3 separate regions of the Homo sapiens genome follow, and all the other regions are linked to region 3. A link is an interaction called in ENCODE POLR2A ChIA-PET data of the cell type or tissue named here. Cell type or tissue: MCF 10A. All regions are shown on one strand. Each heading gives the region's core, and the rest is flanking DNA. Links, peaks and the distances in the headings are about the cores only.

What was found. ChIA-PET counts read pairs that join two places held together with the same protein. Peaks named below come from ENCODE experiments on the same cell type or tissue, not always from the same donor. Only the 100,000 strongest peaks of a DNase experiment are listed, where the experiment ranks them.
Region 1: POLR2A ChIA-PET joins it to region 3 with 5 read pairs; 3 of 35 experiments call an interaction of 5 or more read pairs at or near these places.
Region 2: POLR2A ChIA-PET joins it to region 3 with 5 read pairs; 4 of 35 experiments call an interaction of 5 or more read pairs at or near these places.

The regions. Positions count from the first base shown.
Region 1 is chr6:82,946,612-82,957,553 of GRCh38, forward strand. UBE3D (ubiquitin protein ligase E3D) reads right to left here. Exons shown (of 10, transcript NM_198920.3): 9 at 10,701-10,839. Among named protein-coding and RNA genes, the nearest start is that of UBE3D, 110 kb to the right of the region's middle. In MCF 10A, for the core only: no CTCF peak of the experiment used is centred there; a DNase peak (open chromatin) is centred at 5,020.
Region 2 is chr6:82,812,406-82,823,347 of GRCh38, forward strand. LOC105377877 (a long non-coding RNA gene) reads right to left here. Exons shown (of 3, transcript XR_007059665.1): 3 at 7,005-7,145. Among named protein-coding and RNA genes, the nearest start is that of UBE3D, 250 kb to the right of the region's middle. In MCF 10A, for the core only: no CTCF peak of the experiment used is centred there; a DNase peak (open chromatin) is centred at 6,526.
Region 3 is chr6:82,869,660-82,880,601 of GRCh38, forward strand. No RefSeq gene overlaps it. Among named protein-coding and RNA genes, the nearest start is that of UBE3D, 190 kb to the right of the region's middle. In MCF 10A, for the core only: no CTCF peak of the experiment used is centred there; DNase peaks (open chromatin) are centred at 6,342 and 7,742.

The sequences.
Region 1 (10,942 bases), core at 3,117-8,116, 76 kb after region 3:
TATTATAACACTGTAACTGTGGTATGTAAACTACTCTTAAGTAGAAAGACTAAAAGATTAACCAATCAAAAATAACTACAACAACTTTTCAAGACATAGTACAATAAGATATAAACAGAAACAACAAAAATTAAAAAGTTAATTAAAAAGTGGGGGACAAAGTTAAAGTGTAGAGTTTTTATTAGTTTTCTTTTTGCTTGTTTGTTTATGCAAGCAGGGTTTAGTTGTTATCAGCCTAAAATAATGAATTATAAGATAGTTTTTGCAAACCTCATGTTAACAAAAATCATACAACAGGCACAGAAAAAAAAAAAGCAAGAAATTAAATCATACCACCAGAGGAAATCACCTTTACTAAAAGCAAGACAGGAAGGAAAGAAGGAAGAGAAGACCACAAAACAACCAGGAAACAAATAACAAAATGCCAGGAGTAAGCCTTTACTTATCAATAACAACACTGAATATAAGTAAACTCTCCAATAAAAAGATGGAAAAATATATTTTATGTCAATGGAAACCAAAAAAGAGCAAAGTAGCTAGGCTTATATCATCCAAAATAGATTTAAAGACAAAAACTATACAAAGAGACAAAGAAGGTCATTATATAATGATAAAAGGGTCCATTCAGCAAAATGATATAATGATTGTAAATATATGTGCACCCAAAACTGGAGCACCCAGATATGTAAAGAAAGTATTATTAAAGAAAGAGATGAACTCCAATAAAATAATAACTGGAGACTTCAACACCCCACTTTCAGCATTCAACAGATCTTCTAGACAGAAAACAGACAAAGAAACATCAAACTTAATCTGCACTATGGACCAAATAAACCTAAAAGATACTTACAGAACATTTCATCCAATGGTTGTAGAATACATATTTTTTAAATTTTTAATTTCTTTTCTTTTCTTTTCTTTTTCTTGCCCTATCTTATGGTGCTGAACAATACATATTCTTCTCAGCACACAGATCATTCTCAATGACAGACCTTCTGTTAACGTCACAAAATAAGTCTTAAAACACTCAAAACACATTGAAATAACATCAAGCATCTTCTCTGACCACAATGGAATAAAACCTTAAATCAATAACAAGAGGAATTTTGAAAACTATACGAATACATGGAAATTAACAATATGCTCCTGAAGGACCAGTGGGTCAATGAAGTCATTAAAAAGTACATTGAAAAATTTCTTGAAACAAATGATAATGGAAACACATATACCAAAACCTATGGAATACAGCAAAAGTAGTTCTAGGAGGGAAGTTTATAACTATAAGTGCCTACATCAAAACAGAAGAAAAACCTTCAATAAACAACCTAATGATTCATCTTAAAGAACTAGGAAAGCAAGAGCAAACCAAACCAAACTCAAAATTAGTAGAAGAAAAGAAATAGTAAAGATCAGAACAGAGATAAATGAAATTGAAATGAAGAAAACAATATAAAAGATCGATGAAACAAAATGTTGGTTTTTTTGAAGAGGCAAACAAAATTGACAAATCTTTAGCCAGAATAACTACGAAAACATGAGAGAATAAATAAATAAAATAAATAAAATCAGAGATGAAAAAGGAGAAATTACAACTGATACTGCAGAAACTCATAGGATCATTAATGGCTACTATGAGCAGCTATATGCCAATAAATAGGAAAATCTAGAAGAAATGAATAAATTCATAGACACATACCATGTACCAAAACTGAACCATGAAAAAACCCTGAACAGACCAAATGAGATGGAAGCCATAATACAAAGTTCCCCAGTAAAGAAAAGCCCAGGACCTGATGGCTTCACTGCCAAATTCTACCAAACATTTAAAGAAGAACTAATACCACTTCTACTCAAACTATTCTGGAAAATAGAGAATGGAATACCTCCAAACTCATTATAGGAGGCCAGAAGTATTACCTTGACACCAAAACTAGACAAAGACACATTAAAAAAAGAAAACTACAAGCCAATTATCTCTAAAGAATATTGATTTAGAATTATCAATAAAATACTAGCAAACTGAATTCAATAACACATTAAAAAGATATTTCTTCATGGCCAAGTAGGATTTATCCCAGGGATACAAGTATGATTCAAAATATACAAATCACTCAGTGTGAGATATCATATCAACAGAATGAAGGCCAAAAACCACATAAACATTTCAATTAATGTTGGTGCTAAAAATGCATCTGGAAAAATTCAACATCACTTCATGATAAAAACCATTACAAAACTGGGTATAGAAGGAACATACCTCAACACAAAAAAAAGCCATATATGATAGACCCATAGCTAGTATCATACTGAATGGGGAAAAACTAAAAGTCTTTCCTCTAGGATCTGAAACATGACAAGGATGCCCACTGCCACTGTTATTCAACATAGTACTGGAAGTCCTAGCTATAGCAATCAGACAAGAGAAAGAAATAAAGGGTATCTAAACTGGAAAGGAACAAATCAAGTTATCCTTGTTGGCAGATGATATGATCTTATATTTAGAAAAACCTAAAGACTTCAATGAAAAACTATTAGAATTGATAAACAAATTCAGTAAAGTTGCGGGGGACAAAATGAATAAACAAAAATCACTAGGATTTCCATAGCCAGCAGGGAACAATTTGAAAAATAAATTAAAAATAATCCCATTTACAATAGCTACAAACAGAGTAAAATCACTTAGGAATTTACTTAACTGAGGAAATAAAAGATCTCTACAATGAAAACTGTAAAACATTGATGCAAGAAATTGAAGAAGACACAAAAAAATGGAAAGATATTTCATGTTCATGGACTGGAAGAATCAATATTGTTAAAATGTCCACAATACTCAAAGCAATCTACAGATTCAATGCAATCACTGCCTAAACAATGACATTCTTCAGAAATAGAAAAAAAAAATCTTAAAAGTTATATGGAACCACAAAAGACCCACAATAGCCAAAGCCATCCTGAGTAAAAAGAACAAAACTGGAGGAATCACATTACCTCACTTCAAATTATACTACAAAGCTATAGTAACCAAAATAGCATGGTACTGGCATAAAACCAGACACACAGACCAATGGAATATAATAGAGAACCCAGAAACAAATCCATACATCTACAGTGAACTCATTTTTTACAAAAGTGCCAAGAACATATAGTGGGGGAAAGACAGTCTCTTCAATAAATGGTTCTGAGAAAACTGGATATCCATATGCAGAAGAATGAAACTAGACCCGTATCTCTAACCATATACAAAAATCAAATAAAAATGGATTAAAAACTTAAATCTAATACCTCAAACTACAAAATTACTGTAAGAAAACATTGGGGAAACTCTCTAGGACATTGAATTGGGCAAAGATTTCTTGAGTAATATCCCACAAGCACAGGCAACTAAAGTAAAATGGGACAAATGAGATCACATCAAATTAAAAGTTTCTGCATAGCAAAGGAAACAATCAACAAAGTGAAGAGACAACTCACAGAATGGAACGATACATTTGCACACTACCAATCTGACAAGAGATTAATAACCAGAATACATATGGAGCTCAAACAACTCTATAGGAAAATATCTAATCAACTGATTAAAAAATGGGCAAAAGATATGAGTAGATATTTCTCAAAAGAATATACACAATTGGCAAACAAGTATATGAAAAGGTGCTTAAAATCATTGATCATCAGAGAAATGCAAATCAAAACTATAACAGGATATCATCTCACACCAGTTAAAATGGCTTTTATCCAAAAGACAGGCTAACAAATGCTGGCAAGGAGGTGGAGAAAAGGGAACTCTCTTACACTGTTGGTGGGAATGTAAATTAGTACAACCAGTATGAAGAACAGTTTGGAGGTTCCTCAAAAAACAAAAAATAGAATTACCAGCTGGGCACAGTGGCTTACAGCTGTAATCCCAGCACTTTGGGAGGCTGAGACAGGTGGATCACTTGAGGTCAGGAGTTCAAGAACTACCACACAATCCAGCAATCCCACTCCTAGGTAGGTACCCAAAAGAAAAGAAATCAGTATATCAAAGAGATATCCGCACTCCCATGTTTATTGCAAAACTATTTACGAGAGCCAAGATTTGGAAGCAACCGAAGTGTCCATCAACAGATGAATGAATAAAGAAAATGTGGCACATACACACAATGGAATACTTGTCAGCCATAAAACTCAATGAGATCTTGTCATCTGCAACAACATGGATGGAACTGGAGGTCATTATGTTAAGTGAAATAAGCCAGGCACAGAAAGACAAACTTTGCATGTTCTCACTTACTTGTGGGATCTAAACATTAAAACAACTGAATTCATGGAGACAGAGAGTAGAAAGATGGTTACCAAAGGCTGGGAAGAGTAGTGGAGGGATGAGGGAAGTGGGGATGACTAATGGATAAAAAAAAAAAAAGAAAGAATAAGATCTAATATTTGCTAGCACAACAGGGTGACTATAGTAAAGAGTAATTTAATTGTACATTTAAAAATAACTAAAAGAGTATAAGTGGATTGTTTGTAACACAAAGCATAAATGCTTGAGGTGACAGATACCATATTTACCCTTATGTGCTTGTTATGCATTGTATGCCTGTATCAAAATATCTCATGTAACCCATAAATATATATACCTACTATGTACCCATAAAAATTAAGAATAAACAAAATAGGAATTGCAAGGATCTGAAAAAGGCAAGTGTTTGTGAAAACATCTAAAATTGTTTAGAATTCTGTCATTAACCTGGGGCTATGTCCTTAAAAATTCTATCCATACCATTTAGATAGCCTGGAGCAGCTGGTTGGAGCTGGAGTTAATGAGGTAAGATGTGGGAATAAACAGGAAGGGTTTCCTCCACTCAGGGACCAAGGCTATGAAACACTCCTTCCTTATCCTAGTTGAGTATATTTTCCAAGGAAGACTCTTCTGGAGCATTCTCAGTGAGAGTCAATCCTTAAGTTAGGGGAGAGGCAGAGTTTAGCCAGAGGGCTTAATCTACCAGTAGAACCCTTTGCCACGTTACTACTTTGGTATGCAGTGTACAGAGTGGATGAGTGCCAGTTGAAATAGAACTGGGAACAGGTACAGGGTGGGAAAGCAATGCTCAGCCAGAGGACTTCTGGGCCTCAGGCTTGATTCAGTGTGTACCAAGGAATGCCAAAGGCAGATCTTGTTCCTACTGTGCCATTCTGACCAAAGAGGCCCTGACCAAAAGGACGACCATCTAGTCTCAAAAGAAAGAGATGGTATCCTCCTGACAATCAGCCTCTAAAACTGCAGCACTACTTCTTGTGGAGGTAAGGAAGGCTGCCACTAAGAATGTACATAAGGGTCTTTAGAGATAGAACAGTGTCTCCCCATTTGTATTCTGCAAACATTAATCCCATAAAATGCCCCTAGAAAAAGTCTCCCTGCTATCAAGTACATTTGAGAAATACTGTTTACTATGTTCCTCAACTAGGAGGATCACACTACCCCTTAAGCACATGCAAGGGGCTGACAAGTCATGCCACTTAAAAACATCTTACTTTGTTTAACCAACCTTATTAAAAGAGGTTAACATTATTTAGTGGTTAAGAATAGGGGTTCTCGAGCCAGGCCTTGTACTTCATGTTCCTCTACTTATTAGCTGTGTGAGCTTGGGAATGTTGTGCACCTGTGCTCAGTTTCTGCACCTGTAAAATGTAAACAATAATATACCTTCCTTATGGAGGTATCATGAAAATGAAATGAGCTACTAAGTACCAATCACTGAGAACGGTACCTGGAAAACAGAAAGAACTAAAAAAAATTAGCTATTATAATTTATATTATTATCTGATTATTAATATCTAATTTTTTTTTTTTGAGATAGGGTCTCACTCTCACCCAAGCTGCAGTGCAGTGGCACAATCATGGCTCACTGCAGGATTGACCTCCAGGGCTCAAGCAATCCTCCTACTTCAGCCTTCTGAGTAGCTGGAGCTACAGGCATATGCCAGCACATCTGCTAATTTTTTAATTTTTTACATAGATGGTGTCTCATTATGTTGCCCAGGGTGGACCTGAACTCCTAGGCTCTAGTGATCCTCCTGCTTCAGCCCCCAAAGTGCTGGTATTACAGGTGTGAGCTACTTTGGAGCAGAGAAATGCTAAGTATAGAAAAATCCCCTCTCTACCCAAAGAGAAGTCAACATAGTCTCTGTAGCACAAAAAGCACAACTAAGAAATCAGAATTTCAGTCTCCAATATCAACTTAACATTCTTGGGTATGTGTTTCCTTATCTATAAAAATAAGATTATTAGACTAGTTATTCCTTCTAGTTGCAATAGGCCAGGATTCTAGGAAAAATACATAGTTGCCATTAAAACCAGCAGCTCTTGCCCAGTCCTGGTTCCAACCTGATTGCTTTTAAGGTTCTACCTTCCAGACATCTTACCTATATTTAAAGCTGCCATTGCAGGACTTCAGGTTAAGAGCTGGTTGCTGCCCAGCAAGATGGGTATAGAAATGGCCTTGTGCCACCTAACCCCAGAGTTCTGAAGCACACAGAGTGAAATAAACTAGCAACGGCAATGACGTCAACAGGCTGCAACTTGCCTCCTCCAGAGGACACCTCTGCACCTCTAATGCCTACTGCGTTGGTTTCTGGCACAAAAGTTGGGCATCATTCCCATATTCCCTACTGTGGTACTGTGGTCTCCAGTACCCAGAGAGTCCCATCCTATATATTGATCACTTTGCTTATCTGAATCCTGCCAGCTCTTTCTAAGGGCTGAACTCTTCTTCGAGTTTTTCTCATTTGTACAAAACACCAGGTTGCAGTTTCAATGTGGATACCCATCTGTGCTCAACTTTGCTGACATATCTTAAATCCAGACCTTATCTGTTGAGTCTAGCACTGCCCCAGCAGAGAAAGGGCTGCTGCTTCTGCCCTGAGTGTATACTGTACGTACCTCTGTGTAACCCAGCTCAGTCTTTTAGATTTCTAGAATGTCACATGGCTGTGTCCATCTGCATTTTAACTGTGCCTTCATCCACCCATCCAGCCATCTTGCCAGCCATCCAATATTTATTAACTTCTTCCTACATCCAGGCACTATACTAAGTTCTGTTGGCACAATATTGAACAAAAACAGACATTCCCCCATTCATTCAGTCAACACATATTTTAGTAGAGGAAAAAGGTGAACAAATAAATGAACAAGATCAAATAGTGGAAAGTGCTATGAAGAAAATTAAACAAGGTAAGATTACAGAGTAATGGTGATGTGAAGAAGGGGGGTCAGGTTGGGCCTCTCCTCAGAGGGGATACCTGAACTGAGACCTGAACGACAAGAAGCAGGTGGCCATGCAAAGACCTGGTGCAGAGTATTCTCCCAGTAGCAGGGAAAACAGCCAGTCCACAGATCCTACAGCCAGAACCAGCTCGTGATAAGGACAGGGAGATAGAGCCAGTGTGCCTGGAGCAGAGTGAGAGTGAGAGAGCCAGAGATGAGGTCAGAAAGGGAGGCAGGGCCAAGATGTTCCCCGGCCTTATTGGCCAAGATAAGGAGTTTGGATTTTATTTTCATTGCAACAGGATGCCATGGAAGAATTTTAAGCAGGAAGCGACATGATAAGGAATGATAAGTCCATCCATCTTCTTGGGACCACTGCAACAACTTAGTATATGCTTAGCAATATGTCAGTGAATCTCAATCAAATCCTACATTTTGTTGGCTTATAATTGCATTAGAAATAGTAAGGTACTATAACAGAGTGGAAGCTATATTTATAACAAAACCACCAAAAGAGATCCCTGTTGGCCTGAGAGAAATGTTACAATGTAATTTAAGAAGTTAGAATTTCATATTATGTTGTTTTAATTAATAAGATAAACTCTTCTTTTTGAGATTCAGCAGTGATAACAGCTCAAGCAGGAGCACCAAGAGAATCCTAAAATGACAGCTTTACAGAAAAAGAAGCACTGCTCACAGTGACTCAGCCAGAAAAGTAAGAGAATTGGAAATGTAAAGATAACTTTAACAAGTGTCATTCTGCTATTTTATAGCTCTTGCCAATATAGCTCTTAAAAAATGTGCATGAAAGTGAATTTCCAATTTAAAAAAAATCCTAAACACAGGCAAAATTAGAAGCGCCATTCCTCGCCATTATAATAAATGATGAAGTGGGTGGTACAAAGATGAAAAAGCAGAGCATCTCTTTCTAATCCTGACACACACTTTCCCATTTTCACTGATCCTTCATCTTGGAGTGAAGACCTGGGTAGGGAAGATGATTCCTGGTATGTTCCTTATAAGAATACATCTTTCCAGGGGTGACAGCAGGGACCAAACCAGTTCATAAGATTCTGTCAAGTTTCTCTGTATCTGTGAAACTGGAAAAGCATGTGTGTTTCTGACAATAATATTCAGAAAAGGGACTAAAACCACATGAAGTACAATCACCAATAGAAAAGGGCATTGAGTAATTAACATTCAGACCGCTCTAAGAGCTCCTCTAATTAAAGGTGCTAAGACCACACTAATGCCGCCAATTGCAGGCCAGGCTTCATGCACCTGTGTTTCCATGAGATTGAAATGACATCCTTAAAGGGGGCAAGGCCTTCTGGGTCTCACAGGGAAGAAATATAGATTGGTCTTCCTCCCAAACCTCCCATATTTGGTTTAGATTACTCTTTTACTTTTAATTTCTTTAAGACTTGTGTTGAGGCTACTTTGTAATAAAATTCCTCTCAAGTTAAATCATCCATGGATGACTGTTCTATTTCCCCCAATACGCCGTAAAATCCTTTAAGTCAGAGTCATTTCTCTTGCTGCCCACTCACCCATGGCATGCAAATTTCAAACAGTACATGAGGGAAGGAGTGAAATATAAAACTATTGTTTTTCAGCTTCACTCCTCAAAGATAACCACTGTTAAGTTTCTTGTCTCTCCCTCCATGAACATTTGTGGGCATATACAAACTTTTGCATTATTCAATCCCATAAGCAGAACTTAAAGAAATATGGATAGACAGAATTTTAAGTCATATCTGGTTTAAGGCAGTGTATGAATAAATAAAATAAATACAAACTACTGCAAAATAAGGGGAGGCTGTGGACATTCCAAGGCAGATCTAATAACCTGCCTCCACCCACCACTCACACTCACTCCACCCCCAGGACCTTAGTGGGCACTGCAGTTGGTGGCAGATGGAGTAATCCTGGTGAGTGAGTCCAGTTTGGTCTCTGACCCACTGAGTGTTTCCTGGCCAATTCAATCCATTGCTCCAGATCTCAATTTCCTCTCCTACAAAATGAGAAGATGTTCTTTAAGGTCCTTTGAGACACCAGGATTGGAGTTGACCAATGGGCAGCAAATATAAATAGGCATGCTAAGACCAAAGACTGTACTCTATGAGTGCCTGAGGCTCAGAAAGAGGAAGAGCATCACGGAGACAATCCATGTAACAGATTTCCAAGAGGAGAGGAATGTAAATAAGATTGGAGCAGTTTTTTTCTCTCCATTTCTTGAGGTATGATTCATAGGAAAATCCACATCTTGTTTTACCACATAACAGAGGTACAAAGCAATATACAATGCTCCTGAAGTTTTCTTAGGATACATTAATAACCCTTCAGAAGTAGAAACAACCCATGTTTATTTATTTCTCAGCAACGTAGGTTGTATTCCCACCAGCATCCGAGGGCTCGTATTTTCCCATTGTCAAGAGTCGCAGATATGTGCAATTACATATAGTAGTGATAGGGCCACAACTTAAGCCACAAGTTAACATTTAATTCTCATTTGACACTCATTTGACAATTAGCTGACTGCGAGGGAGGCGGGGGGTCTTCCTGTTGGTCATCTTGCTGGCCAGTCTACATTTGCAGAACTGAGTTAGACTAGGAGAACAAATAAATATCAAGGGCAGTAGGGAAGTGATAAGGGAGAGGGCTAAGGAGAGAGAGGGAAATGGCTCAGAAAGTAGAACCCTGTTAAATAGACCAATCCTGTTAAACATCCATTTGGCAATTTGACTTCAGGCTAACAGCAGCAAAGCCACTAATAATGGTTAAGATTCCTGGGTCTCCTGCAAACTTGGGAGAAGGGAGGTGGCATTCACAAGTGTCTACCTGATCTTCTTGCCATTTCCCAGAGGCAAGATGGGAGCTGGAGAGAAAGCCTGGAGTTATACAGCTGTGAGTTCTGCCACAACTAGACAATTACGTAGTCAATTCTGAGCATCTGTTTGTTCATTTATTTAAAAAGAGATAGACAAAGGCCGGATGCGGTGGCTCATGCCAGTAATCCCAGCACTTTGGGAGGCTGAGGCACGCAGATTGCCTGAGCTCAGGAGTTCGAGACCAGCCTGGGCAATACAGTGAAACCCTGTCTCTACTAAAAACACAAAAATTTAGCCAGGTGTGGTGGCATGCACCTGTAGTCCCAGCTACTCGGGAGGCTGAGGCATGAGAATTGCTTAAACCTGGGAGGCGGAGGCTGCTGTGAGCCGAGATTGCACCACTTCACTCCAGCCTGGGCAACAGAGAGAGTCTCTGCCTCCAAAAAACAAACAAACAAACAAACAAACAAAAAACAGATAGACAAAGCAATACATGCATTATGCTTGTTATGATTTGAAACTAGGGAATTCCACGGGCTATCTCCTGTGAAAGAGAGGATCCTTAAAAAATAATTCCAAGTAAAACTGAGAAATCACGGCCTAGAAAAGAAGCCATTGCTCACCTGAAAGGAATTCACACGGCGAAGGGATGAAGGCAGATTGGCATTACTCTTTGACAATATCAACAGCAGCTCCAAGCAGGTTGCAGAGGGCAGGGTTAGCGGGTGGACGCTGATGTCACTTTCCCACAAGCTGACAAGTCTGGAACACACCAACACATTAACTTTCAAAAATGCATTATCATAATTATTTTAAAAATCTGATATGAAAGAAGAAAACTCAATTGTGAGAGAAAAAGGCAAAG
Region 2 (10,942 bases), core at 3,418-8,417, 58 kb before region 3:
TCTAACACAGTGCCTGGAACAGGACATGTGTTTTGAAAATGTTTACTGCTTTATATCTTATCACTCTTAAAAGAGAATTGGAGGCACACTTTTGCAAAAACACACACAATATGACAAATGCATTCTAAAACTCCAATCAAACAAAAAGGTACAGCATGAACAATTATAACTGGGTTGTAAATTTGACCCCAAGCTTCCTGAAGTCCAAAGAAACATGAAATTTCAATCAGTCATTATAGAAAAGCCACATTATTGCCCGGGCGTGGTGGCTTATGCCTGTAATCCCAGCACTTTGGGAGGCCAAGGCAGGTGGATTACAAGGTCAGGAGTTTGAGACCAGCCCGGCCAGCATGGTGAAACCCCGTCTCTACTAAAAATACAATAAACTAGCTGGGCATGGTGGCACGTACCTGTAGTCCCAGCTACTCAGGAGGCTGAGGCAGGAGAATTGCTTAAACCTGGCAGGTAGAAGTTGCAGTGAGCTGAGATCGCACCATTGCACTCCAGCCTGGGTGACAGAGCAAGACTCCATCAAAAATAAAAATAAAAAGCCACATTATCAACTTAAATTTTAATAGGAATTGACCAGAAGATAATTGAGGGTCATGCGAAATGATTCCAAGCCACATCCAGAGGTGGACTGAGACAGTTTAATAAATATTAGATATAGACTTCTGTTCTAATTTATGACTAGTAAAATATAACTTTTCTATAATTTGACTACGTCATTGATAATTTTTATAAAAGTTACTTCTGATTATACTTGCAAGGAGCCAAGTTGTCTATGAAGTAATCTAGGGAGTTCTCTCTCTCATTTGTTGCATAAGTTAAAATCCTCTCATTATTCACTATGAAATCTCTAAACTCACAACAACACATGCCAATCATTCTAGGATTAAAGTTGGTAAGGAAGCCTACATGTATTTATTCATATATTTACGTATTCAGAAATTGAGCATCTTCTGTGTACAAAACCACAGCGTATGTGGTATAATCACCTGTGTAAGACCTTCATACTTGCTTCAAGTCAGGTATCCAGATAATATGTCATACAAATATTTTTTTTCCTAAAAAAAAAATACTTATAATACTTAAGAAGCAGCTAAAAGTAACCAACTTTTGCATTCAGTAGGGGCAAACTGTATTCAGTGCTTGGATAAGAATTCATATCAAGTATATGTGCTAATAAGCTTCGGTCTACACAATATAATATGAAGGTGTGTAGAAAATATAAATGGATTTGAAGTGATTTGGGGGACAGATGAATTAGGTGTGGAGAGAAAAAAGAGGAAGATTACATGTTAAAGCAAGAAAGTGTGAGTAACAAAACTGAGAACCAGGCTCTGTTTTCGTTTTGCAGTTACTAGTGAAGCAATCTTGAATAAACCTTTCAAAAACTTTTTCTCTCACTCTTCTAAACGTGAGTCCTTCACTACAACAAGGTGGTTATGCTCATGTCTTGGAAATTCAGGTTTAGTCTACCTAATCATTGTGGCTTTATTCAAGCTGGTCTCTATCAAAGAATAGTCTCTTCCATTCCTCTCCTCCCATTCAAAATTGTATCTGTTCTCCAAGACAGTCAAGACAGAGTTCAAACTTCATGTCATACATGAAACCATCCTCAATATTTTGCATCTCATGGCATTTTCATCCCCCTCTTAATTCTTAGAGCATGTAAAAAATGTATACCATTAATTTAGAAAATAATTCACAGCCTTTGACTCTTAACTATTTGGTCATCAGATGTTACATCTCCCTATTTAGCTGCTATTAGCCTTACAATACTAAATTCTAGCATTCTCAGTCGCTGACACAATACTAAATACATACGTGATAGTGGATCAATAAGTACTTGTAGAATTTAATGGAAATTCGCTGATCTATGAAAGATTACTTACTGCCTAACAATGATGAAGAGAGATTTCTATTAACAAGACAGTCACTAGTTATCAAAGTGATTCTTAGACCATCTGATCATTAAAAGCCTCCCAGCCGGCTGCATGAGTATCTTTAATAGGATGTTTCCCCCAAAATACTCTACCCGGACCTTCATCGTTTTCACTTTGTCTTTTTATTAAGCACACCCACTAGGCTTTCCCACCCTGTCAATTGTCTGTGGTTCATTTATTCATGTAATAGAGCTGGACAGATCATAGTGAGTAATAAAATAATGTTATTTCCCATTTCACTGTGTTGTGCCCATTTTGTTGTGTCAGGAACTCCTATATAGGGACATTATATTCATCCTTACTCATTAAGCTCTTTTCAGTTTATAGTTCCATTGGTGAATAAATGAAAGTGTTTCATTATTGTCACAGCTGTTTTGGCAAATTATAATGTTTTCATAGATTTTAACATGATTTTGACTTGCTTATTTCAGAATAAAAATAATAATAATTTATATAGTGCAAAAAGAGCAGTTATTATACTAAGTCAGTGAAGGAGCCAGCCCACGTCATGAAAATCCTCATGGCATCTTTGCTCACACATGGAAGTGCCCAGGTAGATTACATGTGACCCTGAAAAATCTGTTAGATGCGCATCACCAGGGTGACTAGAATCATCATGCTGGAATTGTGCAGCTTATTAATTCTCCTTAACTTTGCATGATGATACTTAATAGGTCTATTCTAATTCTTTCCTACATTTATATTGTTAGAGGATAAAAGGGAAGAAAAATCTTTTAAAGAACAAACACATAGGCTTGATTTGGCATCCCATATTCAATGGTCCTTTAAGACAATATACTTCAGTTAGCTTTTCCAAACAAGTATCATCCAAAAGGTTAACATAGGATAGATGTTAGATAAATAATGGACCTAAAGATCCAGGGATGACATTTTCTCAAGCTGGAAACAATCTGAGCAACATGAAATTAAAGAGCCCGCATAGCAAAGACAATCCTAAGCAAAAAGAACAAAGCTGGAGGCATCACACTACCTGACTTCAAACTATACTACAAGGCTACAGTAACCAAAACAGCATGATACTGGCACCAAAACAGATATACAGACCAATGAAACAGAACAGAGGCCTCAGAAATAACACCACACATCTACAACCATCTGATCTTTGACAAACCTGACAAAAACAAGAAATGGGGAAAGGATTCCCTATTTAATAAATGGTGTTGGGAAAACTGGTGAGCCATATGCAGAAAGCTGAAACTGGATCCCTTCCTTACACCTTATACAAAAATTAATGCAAGATGGATTAAAGATTTAAACATAAGACCTAAAACCATAAAAACCCTAGAAGAAAGCCTGGGCAATACCATTCAGGACATAGGCATGGGCAAAGACTTCATGACTATAATACCAAAAGCAATGGCAACGAAAGCCAATATTGACAAATAGGACCTAATTAAACTAAAGACCTTCTGCACAGCAAAAGAAACTATCATGAGAGTGAACAGGCAATCTACAGAATGGGAGAACATTTTTGCAATCTATCCATCTGACAAAAGGTTAATACCAAGAATCTGGAAAGAACTTAAACAAATTTACAAGAAAAAAACAACCCCATCGAAAGGTGGGTGAAGGATATGAATAGACACTTCTCAAAAGAAGACATTTATGCAGCCAACAAATATATGAAAAGAAAAGCTTATCATCACTGGTCATTAGAGAAATGCAAATCAAAATCACAACAAGATAACATCTCACGCCAGTTAGAATAGTGATCATTAAAAAGTCAGGAAACAACAGATGCTGGAGAGGATGTGGAGAAATAGGAACGCTTTTACACTGTTGGTGGGAGCATAAATTAGTTCAACCATTGTGGAAGACAATGTGGCGATTCCTCAAGGATCTAGAACTAGAAATACCATTTGACCCAGCAATCCCATTGCTAGGTATATACCCAAAGTATTATAAATCATTCTACTATAAAGACACATGGACACATATGTTTATTGTGGCATTGTTCACAATAGCAAAGACTTGGAACCAACCCAAATGCCCAACAATGATAGACTGGATAAAGAAAATGAGGCACACATACACCATGGAATACTATGCAGCCATGAAAAAGGATGAATTCATGTCCTTTGCAGGGACATGGATGAAGCTGGAAACCATCATTCTCAGCAAACTAACACAAGAACAGAAAACCAAATACCACATGTTCTCACTCATAAGTGGGAATTGAACAATGAGAACACATGGATATGGAGGCAGGGGCATCACACACTGGGGCCTGTCAGGGGTGGGGGGCTGGGAGAGGGATAGCTTTAGAAGAAATACCTAATGTAGATGACAGGTTGATGGGTGCAGCAAACCACCATGGCACTTGTATACCTATGTAACAAACCTGCACATTCTGCACATGTACCCCAGAATTTAAAGTAGAATATATATATTATATATATATATTCCCTTTATATATATATTATATATATATATTCCCTTTATATATATATATTATATATATTCCCTTTATATATATTATATATATATATTCCCTTTATATATATATTATATAGATATATATTCCCTTTATATATATATTATATATATATTCCCTTTATATATATATTATATATATTCCCTTTATATATATATTATATATATTCCCTTTATATATATTATATATATTCCCTTTATATATATAATATATATATATTCCCTTTACATATATATTATATATATATTCCCTTTATATATATATAATATATATATATATTCCCTTTATAATTACCTTGAGACTTCATGTAATTGATCTAATTACACCCCCTATGTGAAGCATTCACATTGCCTTTTTATGATCGAAACCTAAACTTTAATATGTTCTTCATGAATCATTGATGGCAGGCCCAAACTGAAACCCAGAAGAACTGCTGAGCTAAGAAATCTTCAACTCTGTCAGCTAATTCAGCAAAAAGAATTTACAACAAAGAATCCTTAAGGATGTGTGTGACTTGTCTGGTGCAGCATTTTCAGGACTAGGAGGAATCACACATCTCGAGGATCCACCCAGAATTCCTCAGGAGTTATATTTATCATCACAAATGGTCCTGCTAAAACACTGAAGACAGATGACTTGTAGCATAGTATTTTGTGATCTGTATTGAACAATCCATTTGATCAGAGATCTAAACTCAGAATTAGAATTGCTGTAAATCTTTAATAATCACTAGAACCCTTCCTACCATTTATGATATGCTCTGTTTCAGATACCGAGCCCAATTAAATTGACATTAATGTCACCATTTTACAGATATCTGAAAATCAATGAAGTTAAATAACTTGCAACAGGTCACGCAGCTAAAAATTAGAAAGAGACCAAATGGAAGAGTGTGAAGTGAGGTGTAAGTGGAAAGAAGGACTAATATATAAAAGGTGTCATATGGATAATAAACATTTTATTCTTTATTCTGAGAACAATGTGATGCTACTGGAAGATTTTTAGAAAAAAAGAATGAGATGACATAGAATAGATGTGGATACGTCACTTGAGGGGCAAATGTAGTGGTCCAGATAAAAGTAGATAGTAGCTTGGACAAGAATGATGCTGGTGGAAAGGTTAAAAACAGGAACATTTGAGAGATATTCAGTATGATCACATTGACAGGAGTTGGTGATATATTGGATATGAAGAGTAAGGGAGAAGTCAGCATCAAGAACAACTCATGGGTTTCTGGCTAATAGAAATAGACCGATGAGAATATCCTTTACTGAGATAAAGAGTACTGAGTGATGCACGGCAAAATTCTAAGTTCTGGGTGGGACATGTTGAGTTTAAGATATGCTTGAGATATCAAGAGAAGTCAGTGGACAGTTGGACATAGGGGATTGAATTTAGATGGGAGGTCTTAAATGAAAATATACCTTTGTCAGTCATCTGGGCATCCATGGTAATTGAAATATAGTTTGGGCTGAGATTTCTTAGGGGAGGAATATAGCATAAGGAAAAACGGGGGGTGGGGAGCAAGGACTATGCTTTGAGGAAGATGGGCACGCATGAAGGACGCAGAAGAACTGGTCAGAAAATTTAAAATAATAAAAAAGTGTACAAGAAAAGTTGAGAGAAGAAATTATCTCAAATAGAAGGGTGTGGTTATCAGAGTCAGATCAGGTAATTGAGCTCTGACATTATTCATTGAATTCAGCTACATTGAAGACATTGGTGATGTTCACAAACAGTATTTTGGTAGATTGTTGAGGGCATAAGTTAGATTGCAATGGATTTGAGAGGAGTAAAAAAAAATGGAGACAATGATTATAGACAACTCAAGAAATGTGGTTGTGAATAGGGAGAGGAGAAATAGGACAAAAACTTAGGAGGGTTATGTGAGGTTCAGGAATTTATTTTATCTAAGAGAGATTTAAACAAGTATAAGTGTGCATAGAAATGATCCATACTCATGGTGGAGGTGAAGACTGTGATCCACATGCCAAAGTCATTAATAAATGGACACCCAGAGGCTGCCAGATGACATAAACCAGGAAATAAAAAGAATGATAGAGCTGAATGGCATGAGTTTCAAAATATTTTTTTCTTATAGAAGAGTAAGAGAGTGCTAAGTTGGAAGAAGCAAAGATAACAACAGTTTGTTTCATCACCAACCGCAGGTTTGGCACGAGTAGTAAAAGAATAAATAGCACTGCTTTGAGAGAGCTATAAGAAACGTCCTGTCCTCAGAAGATGGGCTGGTTTCAGCAAAGGCAAGAAGGACTTGGGAAAATTGAGAAGAGGTTAGGATACAAGGGCCTCTGTCTATTAGACTGTGAGATCCTGGAGATCAAGGATTCTGCCATATTGATGAGGTAGTTTAGACCTATGGTTCTCAAAGCTTTAGAGTGTATCAGAATCACTTGCAGGGCCTGCTAAAACACAGATCACTGTGTCCCACCCTCAGTTTCTGATTTACTAGACTTCAGGTGAGCTCAAAAATATGCATATCTAACAAATTCCCAGGAGATGCTGATGCTGCTGTCTGGGAATCACATTTTGAGAACTCCTGGGATAATCTATGCTGTGTGATAACAAACCCTGAAATCCCATTGGCTTAATAAAATAAAAGTTTATTTTCGCTTATTTGAAGTGTAACTGAGTAGCTCTCCAGGGCAGTCCTCTTCTGAGCAGAAATCCAGGAATCCAGGTTGCTCCTCCCTTGTAGTAATGCCATCTGGAACTTGTGGCCTCTAAGGTCAAAAGGCAAGGGAAGAGAGACATGGAGAGTCACTTGAGATGTTTTCAGCAGTCAGTTCTGGAAATGGTTTATTATCTCTGCTCAGCTCCCATTGATGAGAACTTAGTCTCATGGTTCAAACATTCCTGCAAGGGAGACTGGGTGTAAATGTAAAGGAGAGAACATGAATGTTTTGTGAACATTAATCATCTCTGTCAGGGCATCTTCTGTCTCTAACTTCAGCAGAGGGAATGATACCAGTTAAGATCAAGAGGTCAATGTATATTGCCTGGTTCAATAAATGGAATAGAATTTAATAGTTATTTACTAAAACCTGGGTTTTAGCTTTCCTTCAGACAAAGCACCCCTTACAACTAACTGCTATTACCTATTCATATCCCCAACACACACACACACACACAAATCATGGCCTCCTCTGAGTTATCTTTTCTCACCTTGCCAGGCTCAACTTTTCATTGCTACATTTGGGACATTCATAGATTGAAGTGATATGCACATGCTGAAATGGAAAAGGAAATTATACTGATTAAAAAAGCAAGGCTATTTCAAGTTCACTCCCCTTTGCTATGAATTCAAACCTTTGAAGTAGAGTATTGGGTTCAACAAGCAGCCTTATTTTTGAGAAGGCTATACCCTTGGGATGCTCCACTTCCCGTATTACCTTCAAGGTCTTTATTATATTCTAGGGCTGGAGATGGCCGAGTGACAGGAGAGCTGACAGTTCTATTAGCCATAGAGGGAGGACAGGTCAATCAAGACTTCTCACATCTCTAGGTAATAAACTGGGTTTCCAAAAGTAACCCAGATTCCAGCAGGACGGGCCGCAAAGTCTCGTTACAAGATGAAGTGGGCTCTTCAAGGGCAGCTTTTACCTCTAATATCCTCCAGCACCCACTTGAAATAGAAAGCATTAGTCTCATTTCTAACATGCTTCCTGCCAACCTCTGGTAGTACCTAGTGCAGAGTACAGAAATACAAACAAGAGAAAGACAGCAATTTTCTGGGCTCCATGGTGCCAGGAGAGCAAGCTTTATCCTCTACCACTGTGGTCTTGCAGAAAGGAAAAGATGATATGATGGGTACTTGAGGTAAACAGACATTTTGATTCCAATCCATGGAGATGAAAGAGGTAACGTTTTAATCTTATTTTCATCTCATTTTCATATTATTTTTTATCTCCAATTGAAGCACAAATCTCACAATGCTTAATAATTACTTTGTGTGACAAGTACATCTCTTTTAGGAAAAATGAGAAAACTAAGGAAAAAAATGAAAGAAATTCCAATGAGGAGTAAAAATGTACTTATTATTCAGTGTCTCAATATAATTGATATAATGGAGAAGTTTCAGCAGTTAGATGTTTTCTTAGAAATATTTTCACAGCATATCATAGATAAAAATTACATTAAAACATGTAGTACCTAGCTGCTGCTTTGAATGTTTGCATAGTACAAATATGTTTAGCCTCAAGTTTTCATGACAGAGACCAAAGGAACAAAAAGTTAGTTTCTTAATTCTTGACCTTAGTGAGATGCCTTTCAAAAGGAGGCTGAGACATTTGTAATAACTGTCACTGAATTCACTTTTCAGACATAAAACTGTGCTGAGACTTACACAAATATGATCTGCATTCAGATTTCTACGCATCTTGGGAAATGATTGGCTGAATAATATTGTATTTGTAAAATGTTATTGTGGCTTAAGAGGCAGTCCACAGGGAGGAGAAGTTGTTTCAGCATCAGTAATGAATGCCTTATTTTTTTATATGCTGCTGTAGAGATCTGAGACCCAGAGCTGTCCAGTCTCTATCAACACGCAACGCTCCACAGATCAGTGTTTATTAGGGTGCTTTTAAAGAGACAAAAATGATATTGTTCTAGGATCAATTCTGCATTCAGTCTGTAAATGCAGTCGTCCCTTGGTATCCATGGGGAATTGGTTCCAGGACCCCCCTCAAATACCAAAATCCACGGATGCTCACATCCCTTAGATAAAGTGGGGTAGTATATGCATATACCCTATGTACATCCTCCCATATACTCTAAATCATCTCTAGATTACATTTAATACATAATACAATGCCTATATATCACTTCATTCACATAGAATCAACATAGTGCTTGGCATATGGCAAATTCAAATCTCGCTTTTTGGACCTTTGTGGATTTTTTTAATATTTCAAAAATATGTAAAAGATTTGTAAAATCTGCAGTTGGTTGCATCCATGCAGTTGGATAGGAACCTGTGGATCTGGAGGGCTGACTGTATTTATTGGAGGGCTATTATGTTCAATAGAAATACTTCTACATAATTTTCTACAATACTTAACTGAATATAGAGAAAAGCAAAAGCATGAGCCTAGGAACCATATTTCAGATTTCAGAACGTAAATAGTGAGAGCAAGTTTAAGGGATAAATATATGTGAAATTGCATTGTAACTTATTCAAAACCTATGTGGTATAATGGTAGGGTTTTTTGGATTTTTCAAATGTGAGACTTAAGTTTCTGTATCACTCTATCATTTTCTATCTGTGGATCACAGAAAAATTACTTAAGCTCACTGAGCCTCAGTTTCCTTATCCGTAAAAGAAACATAATATTATTTACCTGTAGAGCTGACATGAGAATTAAATGAGATATATGAAAGAGCCTAATGTGTCATAAATGTTCAATAAATGGTAGCCATAACTGAGCTATATTATCATTCAGCCTTCTGTGAACAGGTTATATTCTATTAATATATTAATTACATATATTATATTTATATATATTTATATATATTAAATGCTGCTTATCGGCCAGGCATGGTGGCTCACACCTGTAGCCCCAGCATATTGGGAGGCTGAGGCAGGAAGAGTGCTTGAGCCCAGAAGTTGGAGACCAGCCCAGGAAACACAGTGAGTAGAGACCTCATCTCTACAAAAAATAAACAAAATTAGCTGGGCATGGTGGGACATGCCTGCAGTCTCAACTGCTTGGGAGGCTGAGGTGGGAGGATGGCTTGAGCCTGGGAAGGCAAGGCTGCAGTGAGCCAAGATCATGTCTCAAGAAAAAAAAAAAAAAGAAAAGAAATAAAAATGATTTTTATTGAAAAGGATGTGATTTCTAAAAAGAAAGCTTTGTTTATAAAAAATTTTTAAAGGATTTTTAAAAAGTTTAAATGATCATACATTTAACAGTTAACATCAAACATATATTAGCTTGTAAGTATCTATTAACCTAGAAAGTAGGTTTATGTTCCAAAGTAAATGTGGATGAAAAATAAGAGAAAATTAATTCTGATTTGCTATTTCATTATACTTTCTATTGGATGTTTGGATTTTTAAATTTCCATTGACCTTTAAACTGTTTATGTATCACAAGGCACATTTTTAAATGTTCTTTTGGACACATCCCTAGACAATTTAAAAGAAACAAGCTAATCCTGGATATCAACTACAGCACACACATTGAAGTTTACCAAACACCATGTAAGGGAAATGTGATTCCTGAGTCATAGGGTCTAAAGAATTGTAGACATGAAAGTTATTTTAAAAGTTGGTCATTTTTAATTAGCTCCTGTAACATCATTTGTCATGGTAAAGTGTGAGAGACCTGTTCATAAATATTGGAATTTGAAGGTTGCATTTATAGATAACATAGCTTCTAGGCTTTTTCTAACTGGTCAATTGTCTACAAGTCGTCTGTCACAAGGACTAGACACACATTCTTATAGCTCTCAAAAATATTCATTTCTAGAAGATCATAGTCACAGTTCCTTAAAAGAAAAACATTAAAAGACATGTGTT
Region 3 (10,942 bases), core at 4,010-9,009:
TTCATTTGCATATTCATTGACTGAAAACAAGTTGTAACTAGTAGAAGAACCCTGAAAGGAAAGAGAAAACAAAACCCACCACTATTTAATGAGTGTTTACCATGTGTTGGGCAGAATGCAAAGTATTTTACATGTGTTGTCTTAATTTCCACAACCAACCCTATAAAATTGAACTATTATTTTAGCCATCACACAGAAGATGAAATTGAGGTTCAAACAAGTTGCCCAAAATCACATAGCATATATGTGACAAAATCTAGGTGGTTTTAACACAAGCCTACCCTCTTCTGCCAGAATCAAGTGAGACAAGAAGTGATCACAGGATGTAAATGGGAAAGAAAACAAGCTGAATTTGGACAACACGTGGAGAGGAGGAATCCAAAACAGAGACCCTTCCCTTGGATATCTGCATAAGAATGATTGTCCAATGTTTAATGAAAAAGAACATGATATTGACATCAGAACTCCATTCAATAGCATATGTAGGTATCATATATATTTACATTTTTAAAAAGGTATAGCAATATATATTACTCTCTATACAGGGAGTAAATTGATTCTGAATGAATTATTTTTATATCTTTATAAAAGTATAAGTTAAAAATCCTCCATTGTCAACTCTAGATACATAAAAATTTCAGTAAATGTTTTGGTAGGAATCATGAAAAACCAAATGAATAGTCCCCTTGTTATAGAATTATATTTCAAATAGTGCTTTAATTGTGTAAGCCAATTAATATTCTCCATTTCATATTGTATGTTGCACTATTCTATATTATACTGAAAAGTGACAAAACGTTCTTGCTTTTAATCATTTTAAATCATATGTTAACATTTTCTCTTGTTCAAATGAGATTTTTTAATCCTCTATGTATTCTTTGCAAAGTATCCTAGTGCCTGAGAAATTTTTTGTTATTGCCAAAGCATGATCAGAAAGAGCAATCGTTTCACATTATATTTCATAGCCTCTGTTCCTTTTAGTTTATAATCCTATTAATTCTTTTGGGTCTATTTCCTTTTCTGTCAATATTTATACTTCAAAGTTAGCATACACACCTAAACAAATACATTTCAGTTCTCTTTTATTGCAGGCTGATAGAAAATGTGATGGCATCATTACATTGTAAACTCCTGGACTGTAGTAACCACAACTTAGTAATGGTGTCTACAGAGTATTGGGTGCATAAAAGGTGCTGAGTAAATATTTGTTTACAGAATGTTGGCAACCTCTATACTTAATTTTTAAAAATAGTAATAATAATTAACATTGCCTGAATTAAGGTAACAAGTATGTTTGGCATCATGCCAGATTTAAAAATACTTGTCTTATGTAAGCCTCATAACAACACATTATTTCTATTTTACAAATGAGGAAATTAAAATCAGGAGAGGTCAGGCACCCTACTCAAGATCACATACAATAAGTGACAATAAGCGATGGAGTCAGACTCCATCCCAGGTGTATCTAACTCCAAAGCCCATCACTTAAAGAGTACACTTTTCTGGCCTCTCAACTTACCCTAAGCAATTGCTAAATACCTTTTTGACCTCATCATTCCTTTTCACATTTTTTTGGAAGACATATACATTTACAAATTTCATTTCCCAACCCTTGTCTAATTCACGTCTATACTACTGCAAGGAAATTTCAGATCTTACCCTGTATGCTCATTATTTATGGTTCTTCCCAGTAGTGTGCTGGTAAATGTTAAACAATCAGTTTGGGAGAGTGGGAGAGAAACCCTGATCTATAATGCTTGCCTGATTTCCATGATATAGATACTGCTGCCATGGATGATTTCAAGCTACAAACATGATGTCGCTGAACAGAATTGGAAAGAGATATCCAATCTCTCAGGTACAGCTTTCTGTACCTGGGGCCTGTGAATTGTAGCATACCATCAGCTCCTTACCATATTGGCTAATATGAAGTTGAAAAAAAAAGCATTAAAAAATTAAAATCCTCCCAGTTAGGATATGCTTTGGACAAGTACCCAGAGATATGATCTGGCTGTGTCCCCACCCAAATCTCATTTTGAACAATAGTTCTCATAATCCCTGTGACATGGGAGGGACCCAGTGGGAGGTAATTGAATCATGGGGGCAGTTACCACCATGCTGTTCTCATGATCCTGAGTGTGTTCCTATGAGATCTGACAGTTTTATAAGGGGCTTTCCCCACTCTTCGCTCAGCACTTCTCCTTGCTGCCACCATGTGAAGAAGGACAGAAGGACATGTTTGCTTCCCCTTCTGCCATGATTGTAGTTTCCCAAGTCCTCCCCAGCCAGGTGGAACTGTGAGTCAATTAAACCTCTTTACTTTATAAATTACCCAGTCTTCGGTATGGCCTTATTAGCAGCATGAGAACGGACTAACATACCTAGTAAACACACATTTGTTTTAAAAACTTTGAGTACTGTTTGGTGAATTAAATTAATTTTCACTCTTCCATAACAGTAGTTCTCAAACTGTGGTCCCCAGACCAGCAACATCAGCATCACCTGGGAATTTATGCAAATACAGATCCTTGAACCTACTCCAGACCTACTGAATCAAAAAACTTGGTGGTGATCAAGGGAGGTCAGCAATTGTTTTAACAGGCATCCAGTGATCCTGCATGCTCAAGTTAATGAATGACTACTCAGATGTAAAAATCTCTTTTCCATTTCAGCCCGCAAGGTAGAGCAAGTCTAACAAGGGAGAGTCCAAGGTCAATTTTAATGAAAAAAAAAGTGGGGAAAGTCAAAGTTCTGGCAAGTAAGTGTGTAATGTAGACTGCAGAGAAGAAAGGTCCTGGCCCAATTATTACTCACATCTGAGTCAGGAGAAGTGTGTGTAAAACCTACCTGAAGAAAAGCCCTCCAGACCAGAGAAGAAATTTGCTGACTTTTGGAGACTCATCCCAGAAACAATGCCTTAGTAGGTATCAGAAGAGAATGGACCCAGTTGGAAAGCTTCACTCCTTAGCATACGTAGCTAGGGGACCTCTGTGTTTTACATAAGTGAGTTAAAACACAGATTTTCTACCTAAACACCACCTGGAATAAATTTTTTCTGCCTACTTCAGTAGTTCACCTGTATTAGATTCTTCTGGTGGGCTTGTTACAACACAGATCGCTGACTTCCTTTCTCCTTGCCTCTCCAGCACCTGACAAAGATTCTCTGTTTCACCAAATTCCAGTCAGCCTCCTCTGAACTCTCTTCTCAATGAGACCCTGGCTTTTAAGCTTCTGTGTTTGTTTCTGCATTGTCCATGTTAGCAAGAATCCTACTAAATCAGTTTAACTAGAATTCTCCACCCTCCAGATACAATTACCCTGAATATCTGATCATCCACCATCGCCTAGGTGATGTCTGATCACCCTGGCCTGCCTTCTGCAAGAATCCTCTTAGGTCCCTTTAGCCAGAATTTCCCCTATTCGTGATGTTTCCTCAAGTAAGTTCCCATCCTCTGATCCCTTCCTGCTCCTTAGCTACTGTGATGGTTAATATTGAATGTCAACTTGATTGGATTGAAGGATACAAAGTATTGTTCCTGAGTGTATCTGTGAGGGTATTGCCAAAGGAGATAAACATTTGAGTCAATGAACTGAGAGATGCAGACCCACCCTTTATCTGGGTGAGCACCATCTAATCAGCTGCCAGCACCGCTAGAAGAAAAGCAGGCAGAGGAACGTGGAAGGACTAGACTGGCTGAGTCTTCTGGCCTCCATCTTTCTCCCATGCTAGATGCTTCCTGCCCTTGAACATTGGACTCCAAGTTCTTCAGCTTTTGGACTCTTGGACCTACATCAGTGGTTTTCCAGGGGCTCTCAGGCCTTCAGCCACAGACTGAAGGCTGCAGTGTCAGCTTCCCTACTTTTGAGGTTTTGGGACTTCCTTGCTCCTTTTTGCAGACGTCCCATTGTGGGACTTCACCTTGTGATTGTGTGAGTCAATACTCCTTAATAAACTCCTTTTCATATATACATCTATGCTATTAGTCCTGTCTCTCTAGAGAACCCTGACTAATACAGCTATAAATTCCCACTCATCCTTATTGTATTCGGAGTTGAGCCCAATCTCTCTCCTATTACAAAACCCTGTTGTAGTACCTTCCTTTGAATAATGTCTGTCTTACCATCTTTAACAAGGGTCATGGTACAGCTTTTCTCTAACACAGCCCACCAAGTTCCTAATTCAGTAGGGTGGGGTGGGGCCCAGGAATTAGCATTTATAACAAGTTCCCAGTGATGCTGCTACTGGTCTGGGAACCACACTCTGAGAATTACTGGCCCTAACTACGTTTTCTAAGTTCTGTATAGTGTTCTTGAGTTGTTAAGGAGCTGTTGGATTTTGCCTCGGGGGCTGTTCTGATGGGTGTTAGGTGAGGAGATGTGTACAGTGGAGCCAGCAACAGAAAAACTTTCATTTTGGCCGGACCATCACTGCAAAGCAGAGACGGAGTTTAATCAGAGCCATAATTGTTACACTGCTTAAGAATTCCAATTTTCTCTAGTGTATCTCATTTTACTGTGAAGAGATATTTACTGCAGAAAATTTTTGTAATTAAAGCATGTAAGTATAATCAATTTTGGCTTATGGGAATGCTTTTCTAGAAATCAAAATGTATACTGGCATCAATGTACAAATATTCCAGAAACCAACATTAAACAATTTATGAGGTATTCATTAATATTCTAATACATTATTTTCAGCATCTCATTCAGGAATGAGCTGAGGCTTTCTCTGTGAAGATTCAGTGTTCCTATTACTGAAATGTCCCAAATGTAACAGAGCAGTCAGTACAACCTGTCTTCCTCATTCTGCTCCTAACCACATAAATAACCAAATAGTATTCATTAAGTTTGCAAATGGCATCACACTGGGAGAAAAATTACCATGAAGGAGAGAAAAAAAAACCTTAAATACCACAGGACCTTGATAATTTGGAGCAAAGGAGAGAAAATATAACAAACATTATCAAAGTGGAGTACTTACATTTAAAGAGAAAATCCAAATTACAAAATAAAAGGAAGGTCATTATACGTGCAAATTTGCCTCTTATTTGTTCATCTATTCAGCAATTTATTATTGAGCACATATTATGTGCTCTGCTCTGGGGATAGAGTGGTGAACAAAACAGACATTGTTTCTCACTCGGGGAACTCACAGAACAAGGGGGGACAGGGGCCTTAAACAAGGAAATAAATAAAAAACTTCCAGTTGTGATAAGTGTTTTGAAGGGAAAAAGCAGAGTAATGTGGAAAAGAATAATTGATATGTGAGAGAAAGAACTATTCAGAGTAGAGTGGTTAGGGAAACCTCTCTGAGATATGAGCTGGAAAGCAATGAGAAGCAATCCGCTTTTGAAAGAAGACTGTTCCAGACAGAGAGGGCTGTCTAGACAGAGTGAATAGCCTGTGCTGAGTCCCTGGGCAAGAAAGGTCTTGGTGTTTTCCTGGAACTGAAAGGAGGCAGGTGTGGCTTCAGCGTAGTGGACAAGAGAGATTGAAGAAAGATATGAGGTGGTAGAGAGATGAGAGCAAGGAGAGAGAGACAGATGAGGCTGGAGAGAAGGTATTCAGGGTAAATATGGCTCACGAGCAGAGTAACATTTTCAAGCAGGAGTTGGCAAACATTTTCTGCAAAGGTCCTGTATTGGTCAGGGTTCTCTAGAGGGACAGAACCTAATAGTATAAATGTAATATATAAAGGGAAGTTTATTAAGTATTAATGTACGCAGTCACAAGATCCCACAATAGGTTGTCTGCAAGCTTGAGGAGCAAGGAGAGCCAGTCCAAGTCTCAAAACTGAAGAACTTGGAGTCCGATGTTCGAGGACAGGAAGCATCCAGCATGTGAGAAAGATGTAGGCTGGGAGACTAGGCCAGTCTCCCTCTTCATGTTTTTCTGCCTGCTTTATATTCGCTGGCAGCTGACTAGAGGGTGCCCACCAGATTAAGGGTGGGTCTGCCTTCCCCAGCCCACTGATTCAATTGTTAATCTCCTTTGGCAACACCCCCACAGACGCACACAGGATCAATACTTTGTATCCTTCAGTCCCATCAAGTTGACACTCAGTGATCACAGGGCCAGAGTTTAGGCTTTGCTGAGTCGTAAGGTCTCTGTCACAAGAGACCTTACTGAATTCTGCAGTTGCAGCACAAAAGTAGATACAGACAATACTTAAATGAATACAGGTAGCTGTGTTCTAATAACACTCAAATATTTACCAAAACAGGCAGTGGGTGGACTTGGCCTACAGGCCAAATTCTTTCAGTTGCCAACCCCTGAAAGAATAACATCGGGCACAATACTATCCTAGGAAACATAAGTAGGAGCAGGACACTCACCTTCCAGATGAGTCAGCATTAGTCAGACCATCACTGAATGAATGTCTTCCTTGGGCTCCACACTTAAATGGCATATGATAAAACTCTCGTAGGTTCTAAAATAGTGATGATTAAAGGTTTGGAAAACTGGCCAAGCAAAAAGTTTAAAGGAGCTGATGTATTCAACTTGATCAACAAAGAAGAGGTAATAAAATAGTTTTCACATGTTTTAAGTGTTATTTTGCTAAAGATTGTCCAACTGTTTATATGTTCACTGAGTGGAAAGACATGAGAATTGAAGGGAAGTGAAAAGCGAGACATGAGAAGGAAATGGAACTGGAAGAATATAATGACCTGACAAGGTAAACACCTGTAAACAATGGGCCCCACTGGCTCTCCTCTCTGCCTCCATGGCAGACTTTTCTGTCCAGGAGTAAAAGATTGTTTTAATCAATGTGGGTTAATATACCTCATTTTAAAGGAACACCATAGTGTATAATTTTATCAAGCAAATAGTTGCCCATAATTAGTCATCTTTAAAACATCACATTTTCCTTTTTTTTTCCAAAAAAAAAAAAAGCCATATTATATTGATCAATTACTATAAGCCAAGTGTGCTGGGCATTTGACATGCATCATCTTGTTTACTCTTCACAATACTCCTAGGAAGTCAATACTATCCCCATCCTCATTTTACTAAAAATGAAGTCAATGCTATTCTTATCTTCATTTCACAGAAAACTTAGACTAATGTTACTAAGTAATTTGTCCAATGGCAACTAGCTAATAAATGGTAGACCCAATTAATTTTATTTTTTAGTGAGGCATAGTAAATGAGGAACAGCTGTATTTACACTTCTTTTTAAAATAGCACTGAGTAATATTTATCATAAGATCTCTACTTTTTAAATCAAGAAGGACAAAAATTAGAATGCACTTTTGACTAAAGCCAACCTAGCTTATCCACAGCTCTATAAACAATAATTTCTACTTATTGTCTACCTGTGTTTTGTGAAGAGGCTCAAATCTTTGAAAACTCTATAGATTCATTTTTCTAAGCTCTCTTAGTGTCTTTTGCAGTATTTAGAGTTTTACATGTCTTTAAAAAGAGGAAGCCTGGTTATTTTATCATTTCTTTGATAGTTCTGATATCCAAAGTATTTGCAGGTCTGTTTTTGCTGTCTTTTATTCTGTTGGTTCCTACTCTTGGGTTGTTATAAGCTGCTCATTTTTTTTCAGAAAATTTACTGTGAGACTTCTTCGAGGCCTAGGATAAAGGCATATTCCTCCAGAGAGGACTGGAATTTACTTCTGCCAAGTGCTAGAAGGCACTACCACTTCAAAGCCAATTTAAACAACATTTACAACCTGTGGTTTTATTGGACTGCAAATCTGGGAGGCTAGGTTGCAAATCTGTGTCAAGATTAGCTTGTGGTAATATCTCAGGGATAGCTTTCCCTCTTTCTGTCACTGCTTGGTGCCAAGGTAAACATCCTTGCACTCTCTTGGAGGAGGGTATGAGGTGAATTCTTTTCTGACTTACCCTTATAGTTTGAGGTAGTAGCATTATGAGCAGATGGGTCTTCTATTAACCAAGAGCCATCTGCCCTTTGCTCTTGGCTCCTGGGAGAGGATCTCTAAGCCCTTGGAATGTACTGCCCAATATGAATGCCATTGTGTACCTGAGAGCCTGGTCCACACCAATAGCCTAATGATGTGATTTTGAGTTGGGGCTGTGAGTCACATGGTATCAGCTCGAGCTCTAGAAGGGCTGGAAACTAAAGGTCAGTTTTAAGGCGGGCAGCCAGGTCTAAGCAACTGAGCCCCAGTAAAAACTGGAAGCCATGGCTCAGTTGAGCATCCCTGGTTGACAACACTCTGTGCACATTTTCTCACATCCTTGCTGGGAGAAGTTGGCACTGTCCATGACTTGGCTGGGAGGGGCCAATGGAAGCTCCATATGTGGATTCTGCCCCGTGTGTCTCTGGCCTTGGCAGATTTTAATCTGTATCCTTCTGCTATAATAAATCACAGCTGTGAGTATAAAAGCTTTCAGTGAGTTATGTGAATCCTTCTAGCAAGGTTTCAAGTTTGTGGCTATCTTGGGGACCCCAAACTTGTAATTGGTGTCAGAAGTGAGGGTGGTCTTGGGGACTCCCCTACCTCTGCAGTTGTTTTCAGTAGAAAGTGGTTGCTTCAGTGGAAAGGTGGTCTGATTACCCAGCCAGCCACATAGAAATGGAAGAGTCTGTAGTAATTAGGAGATGCAACATTTTCCTGCCTTTAGCCTGTGTTGCATATCTGTTTCACCTAAGTTGAGCAGTATGACTGAACTAATTTTAATTGAAATGTCAGAACAGGCTTTTATGAAATTCAGATGTAGTCAAATGTTGACTAGATAGTTTCTCAATAAAACAAATTTTATCATACGTGTATGCATCTATATATAAATGTAACATATACATTTATGGCTACATGTGTGTGAATATACCTAACAAAATAGCACTGGATTGAGAGTCAACAGATGTGAATTACACATATAGTTCTGATCCTGCCACTTCCTAGCAATGTCAACTTTGGTGATTCACTTAAATTTTTTGAGTCTACCTCCTCATAAACCCAGTCACCTAGGTCAGGGGTTCTCAGTGGGGATGATTTTGCCTACTAGGGGCCATGTTGGAAATTGATGGGACTACTTTTGGTTGTCGTAATATTTGAGAGTGCCATTGGCATTTGGGAGAAGCCAGGGATTCTAAATTTTCCACAATGCACAGCACAGCACTGCCCATCAAAGAATTGTTCCACATCCCTCACAAATATTGGATGTTTTGTCAGACATTCCTATAGGTGAGACAGGTTTTTATAATTATCTGAGCCCAGAATCTAATTTCGTTTTATGCAGAAAAACAAAGTATGTTTTTGCATGATTTTAATACACATGGAATTTTCCAGATTTACAGCTACCATGTATTGAGGGGAGATTTCACTTTGTTTGGATTGGCACTTTCCCTGGGATGCCGCCAGAGTGAGTCACTGAGACCACCCACTTGTGTGAGTCTGCACGTGCAGCTGCACATGTGTGGTGTAGGCATAGACTGCTCCCCAGGTCTTCCAGTGTGGTCCTAAACTGAGCATTTCCATATTAAAGTGGAGAGTATTTATTATAAATTACTTTCATTTCTCCTCTGTGTTGTAGCTAGTGCATTATGTGTGCCTGTAGGTTATAATATCTGTGGAATTAATTTCAAAAGAAATTAAACTTATTCCTCCCATCTAACTGAGGCTTTGTCCCCTTTGACTATCATCAGTTTGATTTTTTTTAGATCAATACTACAATATGGTGAATATGGCTAATAATTGAGTACTGTATAGTTCTTTTTTCTTTTTTTTTGAGATGGAGTTGCACTCTGATGCCTAGGCTAGAGTGCAGTGGTGTGATCTCGGCTCACTGCAACCTCTGCCTCCTAGGTTCAAGCGATTTTCCTGCCTCAGTCTCCCAAGTAGCTGGGATTACATGCATGTGCCACCATGCCTGGCTAATAAATTTCGTACTTTTAGTAGAGACAGGGTTTCATCATGTTGGCCAGCTGGCCTCAAATTCCTGAGCTCAATTGATCTGTCCATCTTGGCCTCCCAAAGTGCAGGGATTGCAAGCGTGAGCCACCATGCCTGGCTAATTTTTGTATTTTTAGTAGAGAGGAGGGTTCGCCATGTTGACCAGGCTGGTCTTGAACTCCTGACCTCATGTGATCTGCCCACCTCGGCCTCCCAAAGTCCTAGGATTACAGGCATGAGCCACCACACGTGGCCCAGTACTGTATATTTTAATATCACTAAAACAATAAATTTCAAATGTTCTTATCACAAAAAAAGTGAGCTGAGATGATGGATATATTATTTCACTTGATTTAATTATGGCACATTATATTAAAAAATGACATCACTTTGTACCCTATAAATATATACAATTTGTCAATATATAATTTAAAAAATAATATCTATGGATTTTATTCTGTGTGGCATCCTAGTATCCTGTCAGATTTGCCCCATGCCGATTGCACACACACAAAGAAAAGTAGAAAATGATTTAAGATCCCCTTTTTATGAAAAAATATCCACATAGTTAAGAATATGCCAAGGTACATAACTCTGTAAACTTTCTTCCTTCCTTCACTTCAGTTAATTAGCCTAGTTTGGGCTTTGTGCAGTAAAAAGCTCTGGATATGTTTCTAAGCCACCCTGTTCCATGTGGCTTCATAACTACCTACTCCTTCAAGATATGGTCTCTTATCAAGGATGATCTCCTGGTTCAGAGAAGAAAGGGGCCATTAAGTTCATTTTCAAAGGTAGCCTCTACTCAGGACCAAGTGATTGTGTCTTCATTTCAGCAAAATGCATTTCAGTAGACTTACTACTAAGTAGTGACATCACACTAATGAATAAGACCAGGTCATTCATCATAAAAGTCTTATAGTGTAACTGGGGAGAAAGTCTTCAACCCAAAAGGCTGTGACATAATGCAGGGAATGTGAGGTATAAGCAAATGCTATGGGGGACCTGGGGGAGTAACTCATTCGACCTGAAAAAATGAGGAAAGGTTTTAAGAAGTGGGATGGGTTTGGGCAGAG